Linked DNA regions of Homo sapiens: region 1 is linked to region 2. Evidence: chromatin contacts called from ENCODE Hi-C or POLR2A ChIA-PET data. All regions are on one chromosome and are shown on one strand. The core of a region is the stretch at or near the end of the contact, and the rest is flanking DNA. Distances in the headings are between cores, read along the strand shown. Region 1 holds the start of TXNDC11-AS1 (TXNDC11 antisense RNA 1). Region 2 holds the start of ATF7IP2 (activating transcription factor 7 interacting protein 2).

Evidence for each region. Hi-C counts contacts between places; a loop is a spot of excess contacts on that map. ChIA-PET counts read pairs that join two places held with the same protein, here RNA polymerase II (POLR2A). Pooled maps may share reads with other maps.
Region 1: a pooled map shows a loop between it and region 2 (3-fold over the local background). The contact joins the promoter of TXNDC11-AS1 here to the promoter of ATF7IP2 in region 2. A Hi-C loop is called at or near these places in 2 of 50 pooled maps. POLR2A ChIA-PET finds 5 or more read pairs at or near these places in 2 of 52 experiments (activated CD4-positive, alpha-beta T cell and common myeloid progenitor, CD34-positive).

Annotation. Positions count from the first base shown.
Region 1 is chr16:11,741,115-11,747,261 of GRCh38, reverse strand. It overlaps TXNDC11-AS1 (TXNDC11 antisense RNA 1), which reads right to left and starts at 4,248. Exons shown (of 1, transcript NR_186412.1): 1 at 2,756-4,248. It overlaps TXNDC11 (thioredoxin domain containing 11), which reads left to right and starts at 4,405. Exons shown (of 12, transcript NM_015914.7): 1 at 4,405-4,785. The coding sequence starts at 4,532. RefSeq lists silencers at 3,903-4,425, 4,288-4,957.
Region 2 is chr16:10,383,687-10,389,367 of GRCh38, reverse strand. ATF7IP2 (activating transcription factor 7 interacting protein 2) reads right to left here and starts at 3,307. Exons shown (of 14, transcript NM_001393719.1): 1 at 3,246-3,307. RefSeq lists a silencer at 3,429-3,568.

The sequences.
Region 1 (6,147 bases), core at 2,999-5,498, 1.4 Mb before region 2:
AACCTTTGTTTTGATTTAGTTCCAGGTACCTGCACCAATTGGGAAACTGAAGGAGAGCAGTTAGGGCAGATTTGAAATATTCTTTTTCTTTTTGGTTTTTTTAGAGACAGGGTCTTGCTCTGTCCCCCAGGCTGGAGTACAGTGGCACAACCTTAGCTCACTGTATCACTGTAGCCTCAACCTTCTGGGCTCAAGTGATCCTCCTGCCTAAGCCCTCCAAGTAGCTAGGACTACAGGCATGCACTACCATGCCCAGCTAATGTTTTTTGTATTTTATTTTTTGTAGAGTTGACATCTCACTATGTTGCCCAGGCTGATCTCCAACTCCTGGACTTAAGCAATCCTCTCACCTTAGCCTCCCAAAGTGCTGGGATTACAGGTGAGAATTACCGCGCCTGATGCCTCAAGAACATTCTTTAGCTGGCCTGGGGAGATGAGAATATACACTGCTTTATCTGATGCAAGGGATGAATGCCCATTTCTAGAAAGCCCATTCTGTGGTGATGATACAGTCTCCAAGAACAGAAACACCACTGTCCAGAGTACCCAGGCCAAGGGCCTGCCCTTTTCTTCTGCATAATCTGCTATCTTGTGTTGTTAGGCATGTCCTGTTTTGTAAGTAAAAGCTTGCAAGCTTTCAAAATTAATAAGCACTGCCAACATGGTGAAACCCCATCTCTACTAAAAACACAAAAATTAGGCTGGATGTGGTGGCTCACGCCTGTAATCCCAGGACTTTGGGAGGCTGAGGTGGGCAGATCACCTGAGGTTGGGAGTTTGAGACCAGCCTGACCAACATGGAGAAACCCCGTCTCTACTAAAAATACAAAACTAGCCAGGTGTGGTGGCATGTGCCTGTAATCCCAGCTACTCGGGGAGACTGAGGCAGGAGAATCGCTTGAACCCAGGAGGCGGAGGTTGCGGTGAGCCGAGGTCGTGCCATTGCACTCCAGCCTGGGCAACAAGAGTGAAACTCCGTCTCAAGAAAAAAAAAATCCAAAAATTAGCTGGGCATGGTGGTGTACATCTATAGTCCCAGCTACTTGGGAGACTGAGGCAGAAGAATCTTTTGAACCTGGGAGGCAGAGGTTGCAGTGAGCTGAGGTTGCACCACTGCACTCCAGCCTGGGCAACAGAGCAAGACTCCGTCTCGGAAAAAAAAAAAAAAAATCAAAATTAATAAGCATTAGTTCTCTCTGGCTGCAAGGAAGGGTTAATATTGAGGAAATACATGGCCATGCATCACAGCGACACGTTCTGAGAAATAACATTGTTAGGTGATACCAGTGTTGTGTGAACATCCATAGCGTACACTCACACAAACCTAGACAGTATAGCCTACTACCACGCCTAGGCTATTGCTATATAGTATATGGTATAGCCTATTGCTCCTAGGCTACAAACCAGTACAGCATGTTACTATACTAAATATCTTAGGCAACTGTAACACAGTGGTATTTGTGTATCTAAATTTACCCAAACATAGAAAAAGTATAGTGGGCCGGGACTGGTGGCTTACGCCTTTAATCCCAACACTTTGGGAGGCCAAGGCAGGCAGATCACTTGAGGTCAGGAGTTCGAGACCAGCCTGGCCACCATGGGAAAACCCCATCACTACAAAAAATACAAAAATTAGCCAGACATGGTGGCACACGCCTGTAATCCCAACTACTTGGGAGGCAGAGGCATGAGAATTGTTTGAACCCAGGAGGTGGAGGTTGTAGTGAGCCAAGATGGTGCCACTGCACTCCAGCCTGGGTGACAGGGCAAGACTCTGTCAAAGAAAAGAAACAGTACAATAAAAACAGTATCATAATTTTCTGGGACCACTGTCACAGCACATGACACATATATATTCCTCTGCCCCATTCCCTCCTCAAACCCCGAGCAACTTGATCTTGGTATAAAAAGTGGCCAAGAGGCTGGGCGTGGTGGCTCATGCCTGTAGTCCTAGCACTTTGGGAGGCCGAGGCGGGTGGATCACCTTAGGTCAGGAGTTTGAGACCAGCCTGGCCAACATGGTGAAACCCTATCTCTACTAAAAATATAAAAATTAGCCAGGCGTGGTGGTGGGCACCTGTAATCCCAGCTACTTGGGAGGCTGAGGCAGGAGAATTGCTTGAATCCAAGAGACGGAGGTTGCAGTGAGCCGACCTGGTGCCACTGCACTCCAGCCTGGGCGATAGAGTGAGACTCCATCTCAAAGAAAAAAAAAAAAAAAAGTGGCTATGGAAAACTCAGATACAAGTTGGTGTGGACGAGTTAGGGCTGACCTAACCTATGAAAAGTAGTACAGCCTGACCCGAAAGGCCTAGTGTATTTTGAAACAAATTTATAATTGTTTCAGAAGAACGTTCTGGGCCAGCTGCAGTGGCTCAGACTTGTGATCCCAGGACTCTCGGAGTCCAGAGCAGGAGGATCACTTGAGGCCAGGAGTTCAAGACCAGCCTGGGCAGCACAGTGAGATCCCATCTCTACAAAAAATAAAAAAGAGAACATTCTGCTGCCAGAGCAGGGCCCCAGTTGCTCAGAAAGTGAAGAGGAAAGGAGGCATTCTTTTGTTAATCCAGGGTGGTTTTCTGGTCAGTAAGACACTGCCTTGCATTTGCTCACAAAGGACTATGGGTTTTGTGAGATTAAACCACAGACAACGAAAGTACTTTGGACCTTATGAAGCCCTGTGCAAATGTCAGATGTCTTATGGAAGTGTAGGGTAAATTCTGTTGCAGCAAGCTACAGTGAATGAGGACACTGGTGACTTTTGACCATATTTATTTTCTTTAGCAATAAATTGTGTAACTCTAATCTACACAAAGGAATCAACAGAAGTATAAGTGGCAAATTAGAAGGTTAAAAAAACTCTGTAACTATATATTTTTTCTCAGCTTTTTAAAACAAGATTAACACTGTATGGTTGGGTTTGTAACATAGATAATAAGGGTAATAATAACACAAAACAGAGATGAGGGACAAGTTAAAAATAAAGGAATTAATGTTATACGAGAAAATAGCTACTTTCTACAAAATAAGGCAGTATAGAAGAAACAAAAAGATGTGACAGGTGGGCGCAGTGACTCATGCTTTTACATAATCCTAACGCTTTGGGAGGTCGAAGGGGGAAGATCGCTTGAGCCCAGGAGTTCAAGACCAGCCTAGGCAACATGGAGAGACCTTGTCTCCACAAAAAAAAAAAATTAGCTGGGCGTAGTCGCACACATCTGTGTTGCCTACTACTTGGGAGGCTGACGGGGGTGGATCGCTTGAGCTGGGGTTGTCAAGGCTTCAGTGTGCTATGATTGCGCCATTGCACTCCAGCCTGGGTGACACAAGACCCTGTATCAAAAAACAACCAAAAAAAAAAAAAAAGTGACATATAGAAAAGAAATAGCAAAATGGTCGGTGTACATGAACTCACAACATGTTGGGCCTGGGTGGTTGACACATTAAATGTCTGGCCAATTGAGCAAGACAGCCATTGATTGCCCCATTCTACATCCACAGAAGCAGAACCAGACAGGAAGTGATGAGATTTGCACGTGGGTCACATAGCTGACCTGTGGCAGAGGTGGCGTCTCAGCTACTGGCCGTTAGCTGTGCCTTCTGTTTGTGGCATAACACCATATTGCCTTAATGCCCTCGAAGTTTTATTTGTCTAGTTTGTTGTTATTGACATTGGAGGACAAGTCCTTTTTTTTTTTTTGAGACAAGAGTCTCTCTCTCTCTCTCCCCCAGACGGGAGTGCAGTGGCGCCATCTCCACTCACTGCAACCTCCGCCTCCAGGGTTCAAGCAATTCTCTGCCTCAGCCTCCCAAGCAGCTAGGATTACAGGCGCCCGCCACCACGCCCGGCTAATATATTTGTATTTTTAGTAGAGACGAGGTTTCACCATGTTGGCCAGGCTGGTCTTGAACGCCTGGTCTCATGTAATCTGCCCGCCTTGGCCTCCCAACGTGCTGGGATTACAGGCTTGAGCCACCGCGCCCGGCCGTGTTTTTTTTTTCTTCAGTTAAGTTGGGATAAAAAACGGCACCTACGTGCTTCGGGGCCTGTAGTGAGAATGGTGGACACGATTATTGTCGTTACGGCTCCTAAAACCCAGCGCGGCGAGAGCAGACTACAGCGGTGTCAAGGTTCCAAGTATTCCCCGCGGGCCTTATCCCAAGGGAGCAGCTTCTCCACGCCCCGCGACGGCGCCTGCGCAGACTCCGTGAGCGGGGTCGTGACCGGTGGGGCCAAGACTGGGCTGCGGGCGGGGAAGGCTTCCGTGCATTTACGTAGGGTGCAGGGCGTGGCCCGTTGGGGGCGGGGATTTGGGCGGTGTCGGTGCCCGCCCGGACTCCGTGAGCGGTGGGCGGAGCTGCGTGCTCTGGGGTGTGAGGTGGGGCGGACCCCGCGGCGGCGGCGCGGCTGACGTGGAGCGTCCGGGTTAGCGGGTGCGGCGAGCTGCGGGATTGGGGAGCAACGGGCCGGGCCGGGCCTTCGGGCCCGAGGCGGCGGCGGCGGTATAAAGCCGGCGACTGGGAGCATGTAATGTCGGAATGCGGAGGCCGCGGCGGCGGCAGCAGCAGCAGCGAGGACGCCGAGGACGAGGGAGGGGGCGGCGGCGGCCCCGCGGGCTCAGACTGCCTCAGCTCGAGCCCGACCCTGGCCACAGCGTCCTCGGCGGGCCGGCTCCGTCGCGGGCTGCGTGGCGCCTTCCTCATGGCGCGCCAGCGGCCGGAGCTGCTCTGCGGGGCCGTGGCGCTCGGCTGCGCGCTGCTCCTCGCCCTCAAGTTCACCTGCAGGTGAGGCGGCCCGGACCCTGGGGCCCCGCTAGGGCGCTCCCCTTGCTCTGCCGCCTGGAGCCTGCAGGGCCGGGTCGCAGCGGCCTCAGCCGGGGAAGTCGGGCCTGACCTTGCCCAGGACGGCTGACCCCTCCCGGAACCTGCGGCCACGGCTTCCCACCTTCTCCTCGCCCCGGCCCGCCCGCGGACATTATGGCGAGGCTTCCGGGTGGAGCCCTGCGCCCTATCGTCCCGCTTTAGTGCCGAGGGAGGCGGGTCGGGGGTGCTCCTCACCTGTTGGAGTCACTAGGGGTGGACCTGTCACTTCGGCCCGGGCTGTAGGACCCTCATTTCTCACCGATTTCATTCCCCTTAAGCTTCAGGTGTAGTGATCCACAACCTTGCGAGAGTTCCAGACCCCTTTTAGAATTCCCGCACTCATTGATCTAACGATTATTTTTATTTTGAGACGGAGTCACGCATTGTGTCCCAGGCAGGAGTGCAGTGGCGCGATCTCGGCTCACTGAAACCTCCGCCTCCCGGGTTCAAGGGGTTCTTCTGCCTCAGCTCCTGAGTAGCTCGGATTACAGGCGCGCGCCACCACGCCTGGCTAATTTTTGTATTTTTAGTAGAGACAGAGTTTCACCACGTTGGCCAGGCTGGTCTCGAACTCCTGACCTCACGTGATCCACCCGTCTCGGCCTCCCAAAGTGCTGGGATTACAGGCGAGAGCCCCGCACCCGGCCTGATCTAACGATTATTTATCTGCACCTACTATGTGCCGGACGCTCGTCCGGGTGAACTTTTTGCTCCCTTGAGTGGATGGGACAGTGAACAAGTAAATATAATTTTTTAAAGCTTCAGTGCTATGCAGGGCATAGAAACGATGGCGGTGGGGAAAGACTTCCTAAGGAAGTGACATTTGAAGCTTATACAAAAAGGAGAAGGGACCAGCGCTGGGAAGATCCCGGGGGAGCGTGTCCACGGTAGAGCGAACAGCAAATGCAGAGTTTCTGAGGCTGGGCAAGCTTGGTGTTTCCCTGGAATTGATAAAAAGGCCTGACAGTAGGCTGGGGTGTAGGGGGTAGGAACATGAAAGTTCATGTGTGTCTTTTCAGGAATGTACACACATACAAAATTTGCTGTATATTTCAGGTGTACTTCTGGTCTCCCAAATCCACAGTGGGTCTTTTGGGATTCCAGTTTATAAGATCTGTATTGCTACTATGATATCTGTGATTTCACCTCGGAACATTTTTGAGTTTATTTAGCACGATATGTGGCCAGTTGTCAAAGAGGTGTCAAAAGATCGGGGATTTTAGTGGAAAGATAAATTATAATAACTCTCAGTGAGCATTTTCCATAGGCCAGGTACTGTCAGCA
Region 2 (5,681 bases), core at 2,058-4,557:
CCCTCCTGTCATTCGTAGATCCAGTTCTGTAGTTCACACGTCTCTTACAGCTCATCGTATTTTCAGTTAAATCAATATTTAAGTTGTTATAAATATTCTCTATATAGCCAGATAGACTACCATGACTACACTATCTTTCTTTCACAGTAGTTTGTCTTTTCCTGGAGATATCAACTGAACCTTCTTATAAACCTAACCTTCACTTTCCAAATTGACCAGAACTGTCATATTATCAACCTTCCCTCCTAGTCTATGCTCTTTCAAGATCAAGCTTAAAGATCACCTCCTCAAAAAAACAGCCCCGAGAGAACTACTACTTCTTTATCTAAATTTCCCACTATAATTTTTTTTTTTTTTTGAGACAGTCTTGCTCTGTCGCCCAGGATGGAATGCAGTGGTGCGATCTCGGCTCACTGCAAGCTCCGCCTCCCGGCTTCACGCCATTCTCCTGCCTCAGCTTCCCGAGAAGCTGGGACTACAGGCGCCGGCCACCACGCCCGGCTAATTTTTTTGTATTTTTTAGTGGAGACGGGGTTTCACCATGTTAACCAAGATGGTCTCAATCTCCTGACCTCGTGATCCACCTGCCTCAGCCTCCCAAAGTGCTGGGATTACAGGTGTGAGCCACCGCGCCCGGCCTACAAATATTTTTTATATCTTCAGTGACATGCCTTTCTTACAGTAGTTTTAATGCTGTTTAATGAATATTCACTTAAAAAACAAACCTCTGGAAAGCCACCCAGAGTTATTCTCTCCTTAATAACAAGTACTGAAAAGCCTCCCAAAGTCACTGTCTCCTTAGTAAAGAGTACTAAAAAGGCCTTGGCAACTTTTGCCATGGCTATCTGATAAGCTATTTCACATCAGCATACTGTACACACTAGAGCCTCAGAGGTATACTAATGAAACTTATGACCACATTTAGTAGACACATATAATGCCTCTAAATAATTCATGGCTAACTTCAGTAACACCTCTCTAAACATTTCATGGCTTAATCAGAAGTTCAAAAAAATCCAATATATTATCTCCCTTTCCTCCAAAAAGTCATGGTTATTTCTCTCTAGACACTGGCTGACTCCAATCTGTCCCATCGTTGGTAAAAATGAAGATGAAAAACTATCCTAGTCTACTGTAAAGCAGAATAATTATCTAAATGATATAAAAATATGAGATAGGCCGGGCGCTAAGACTAGCGCCTGTCATCCTAGCACTTTGGGAGGCAGAGGCGGGCTGATCACCTGAGGTCAGGAATTCGAGACCAGCCTGGCCAACACGGTGAAACCCCATCTCTACTAAAAATACAAAAACTAGTCGGGCGCCTATAATCCCAGCTACTTGCAAGGCTGAGGCAGGAGAATCACTTGAACCCGGAGGGAGGAGGTTGCAGTGAGCCGAGATCGCGCCACTTCACTCCAGCCTGAGCCAAAGAGCGAATCTCTGCCTCACAAAGAAAAATAAATAAGTAAAATAAAATAAAATAAACGAGATAGATAAGTCACCGCAGTGTGTGTGTGTCCGGGTGGCGGGGGGAGGGGGGGGGAGTAAAATAGACTGACATAGAATGAGAGAATAAGATTTTTTGGTATTTTGTATCATCTCGCTCAACAATGAGAACTAATACTCTTGCGCATTTAAAGTTGTATTTTATTTTTAACTATCCAATATATTAAACTTTGATTACATCAAATGAAATAGATTGTGCACACTCACTATAAGAGAGCTATGATATATGCAGAAGCAAAGGTGCAGGGATCATGCAATAGTTTCGTACCAGATTTCAAGATACCAAGTAGCAAGGAAACACAATGGAATTGAAGGCTGAGGTGAAGTACAGGCATAAGGCAAGGAAAGCAGAACATTCAAGATGTACCTATATACACCAGTTCTTAAAACACGCAAATCATTTCCAATAAGGCACTGGCTCATGTATTTCTGTTGAGGCAGAAGTCAATCTTAGGATGTGGTCTGTACATATCTGCAGATAAGACTGAGAGTGAAGTAAATTTGATTAAGATCGGAGTCAACACTTCTACAAACGTATTGCAGAATAAACGAGCTAAGAAGAAAGGCATACTTCACAAAAGCTGAATTCAGTGTTATTAGTCCTTCATTCAGATGCTTCATTTTTGCATTTTCAATTGCTTTCCTGTGATATAACTTATCTTTATCTTGGTCTTCCCCATTTGTTTTGCAAATAGTTATGTCGCAGGTCATTTACTGGCTACAATAAATATGACAAAATCATAATAAAAACAGTATTAAGTCGCAATCTAGAATAACAATTTAAGTGAATATGACATAATTTTTCTAATGTGGACTATTCAGTACAACTGTCCTCTTCTTCCATACATATTAACCATATGCAAGTCTTCAGAACAGAAAAAGCCATTGTGTCGTAAAGGAAGGAACACGTGGTTAGAAACTTCATTTTCAACACAGAAACACGGAAAGGTAGAAAGTCCGTTTCCTTAAGTGCGGTAAGGTTTTAACAAAAATAAGGCAAAAAAAATTATTGCGTCCTCTCTTTCTCAAACTTGCTTGCCAAACTTGGAGAAAACTGGTTAGAGAAGGGCGATAAGATGGAATTTTCTTAAAAACATATTCATAAAAACGAACTTCTACCTTAAGGAAATCGTCTTCCTTAAATCCTACCATCCTTACACCGGCAAGCTCAGAGGTACGGGATTTCAGCATTTTACTCAGAATTTTGTATTTTTCCTGATGCTCTGGTCCCTACTTTTTAACAAACTTCAAGGCCGCCAGGCGAGATCCAGTTGCCTTCTGGCACCTGACTTCATTAGATGATTAAAACAACTCAAGAAAATTTGGCAATGGGACACTAAAATTGGTGGAGGTGGAGATTTATCCGTTAATTTCTGAAAGCATTCCGGACAAGAGCGAGCTTTTACTTACCCCTCAGGACAAAAAACACGCACCACTTCCCTCCGCAGTCCCTAACCCCAGTGCCGCCCGGACCTGAGGCCGCACACCACTCCCGCTTCACCAGTATCCCTCTGCGAAAACGGTGGAGACGCGCCCGTCCGCCCCTCAGGGGCCTCTTCCCGGACCTGTCAGACGGCCCCGCGGACGCTTTTCAGTCAGGGCAGCTTCGCCGCAAACGTCCGGTAGGCCCGGCGCTCCGAGGCCTCCGGGGCCGGCCCTCAGAGAGGCGACCGACGCTCCTAGAGCCGCCACCCCGCCAATCGCCGCTCTCGCAGGACACTCGCCCGGCCCCAACGTACCTAGAGCGACGACGCACCAGCCGCAGCAATACCCACAGCCACTTCGAACCGCAGCCGTTAACAATGCTGGTCCGGCCAGGACCTGCTGAAGTAGGTCTCCCTACGCCCACCCCCAGCTGATTATGGACCAATGGCAGCGCGAATATGCGGCAGCCCAGCCAGTCAGGCACAGCCAGCTAGAGTGGGCGGGGCGAAGGGTCGCGAGGGGAAATGGAAGTAGGCTGAGGGGCGCCTGGGGTTCGCCTCCGTGGGCGCTTCTTCCGGTCAGCCACCGGGGCTTACCCGCCATAGCGCAGATGCAGGCTCCTGAGCTGGGCCTTTCTTTTGAGTGACTCGTGTGAAGATTTAGACTTTCGAAACTTATTAGGAATAAGACCTTATTTACAAAAACAACTCCTCACCCGGTCGGTAGTTTCCGATTTGAATTTTCTAATATTGTTTGAAAATATTTATCTTATTTACTTTTTTGGACGACTCCTTAAATTTTGTGACTCAGGAGATTGGTCCTAGCACCGTAGTCTTTTTTTTTTTTTTTTTTTTTTGAGACGGAGTTTCGCTCTTGTCGCCCAGGCTGGAGTTCAGTGGCGTGATCTCAGCTCACTGTACCCCCATTTCCCACCTCCCAGGTTCAAGCGATTCTCCTGCCTTAGCCTCCCGAGTAGCTGGGACCACAGGTGTGCACCACCATGCCCGGCTAATTTTTGTACTTTTAATAGACATGGGGTTTCACTATGTTGGCCAGGCTGGTCTTGAACTCCTGGACCTCAGGTGATCCGCCACCTCTGCCTCCCCATATGTTGGGATTACAGGCATGAGCCACTGCACCCACCCGCACCATAGCCTTGAGTTTGCTAAATTGTCCCAGGAACCTGCCAGCCTTGGCTGCTTGTGATTTCATGAGGCCCGATGCCTTAGGTGGCTGTGCACTTGGATGCCATGAACTCACTCAACAGGTGGTCACTGAATGCCCACTGTGTAGAAAATACAGGAAATACAACAGTAGATTAGATCCATAATGCCCTCTTTTTCATTAATTAATTTATTTATTTATTTGACAGAGTTTTGCTCTTGTTGCCTAGGCTGGAGTGCAATGGCGCGATCTCGGCTCACCACAACCTCCGCCTCCCGGGTTCAAGCGCTTCTCCTACCTCTGCCCCCAACAAGTAGCTGGGATTATAGGCATGCGCCACAGTGCCTGGCTAAGTTTTTTTTTTATTTTTAGTAGAGACGGGGTTTCTCAATGTTGATCAGGCTGGTCATGAACTCCCGACCTCAGGTAATCCACCTGCTTCGGCCTCCCAAAGTGCTGGGATTACAGGCGTGAGCCACCACGCTTGTCATGAGGCTAGAGCTGCCTGCCTTGTCACTTCCAGTTAGGAGAAAAATGAGGCAAGTCCGGACAATCTAGGTTGGGTCATCAATGGAATAACATACTCCAACCAGCCAGTTCCCCAAATATGCTCCAGGGATCTAGGGGTAATCTTTAATGTCAATCCTATTTTTATAATTATACTATTTTTATAATAATATAAAGATGATTTTGCTTTTTTCATTCTCTGAGTCAGGAGAGTACATGGAATTTTCTAGAAGCCTCTGGAAAATCGACGGGTGATATTGCTACAGATTGAATACAGAAGCAGACATGAGAATCTAACTACCAACCTGGGCAACAAAGTGAGATACCCACTTTTCTAGAAAAGTAAAAATAAAAAGTTAGCTGCATCCTTCCACCTACACGGGAGGCTGAGAGGACGGGAGGATCGCTTAAGCTTAGGAGTTAGGGACTGCAGTGAGCTGTGATAGTGTCACTGCACTCCACCCTGGGTGATAGAGCAAGAGACTGTCTTAGAAAAGAGAGAGAGAGAGGCCAAGCGCAGTGGCTCACATCTGTAATCCCAGCACTTTGGGAGGCTGAGGCAGCCGGATCATGAGGTCAATAGTTCGAGACCAGCCTGGCCAACATAGTGAAACCCCATCTCTACTAAAAATACAAAAATTAGCCGGGCATGGTGGCGCGTGCCTGTAATCCCAGCTACTCGGGAGGCTGAAGCAGGAGAATCGACTGAACCCGAGAGGTGGAGTTTGTGGTAAGCCAAGATCGCACTACTGCACCCCAGCATGGGCAACAGAGTGAGACTCCGTCTCAAAAACCAAAAAAAAAAAAAAAAGAGAGAGAGAGTCTTACTGTATTAAGTCAGACGTTAAGGAAATTAGCAAAAATGTAAAACAATCCTAATCTTTGCACATTTTTTGTTGTTCTAGAACATGATTTTGAAAATAATTATAGGGTTGCTAAGAGAGATAGTGTGGGAGGGAGTGGGAGGTAGTAAGTTGCAGTCAGATAAGGAATTTGGACTTAATTCAGTTAACAGTGAGTAACTAGCCTTTAGAAATGTTATGTCTATTTAAGGTACTAGGATATCTTGTATGTCATTT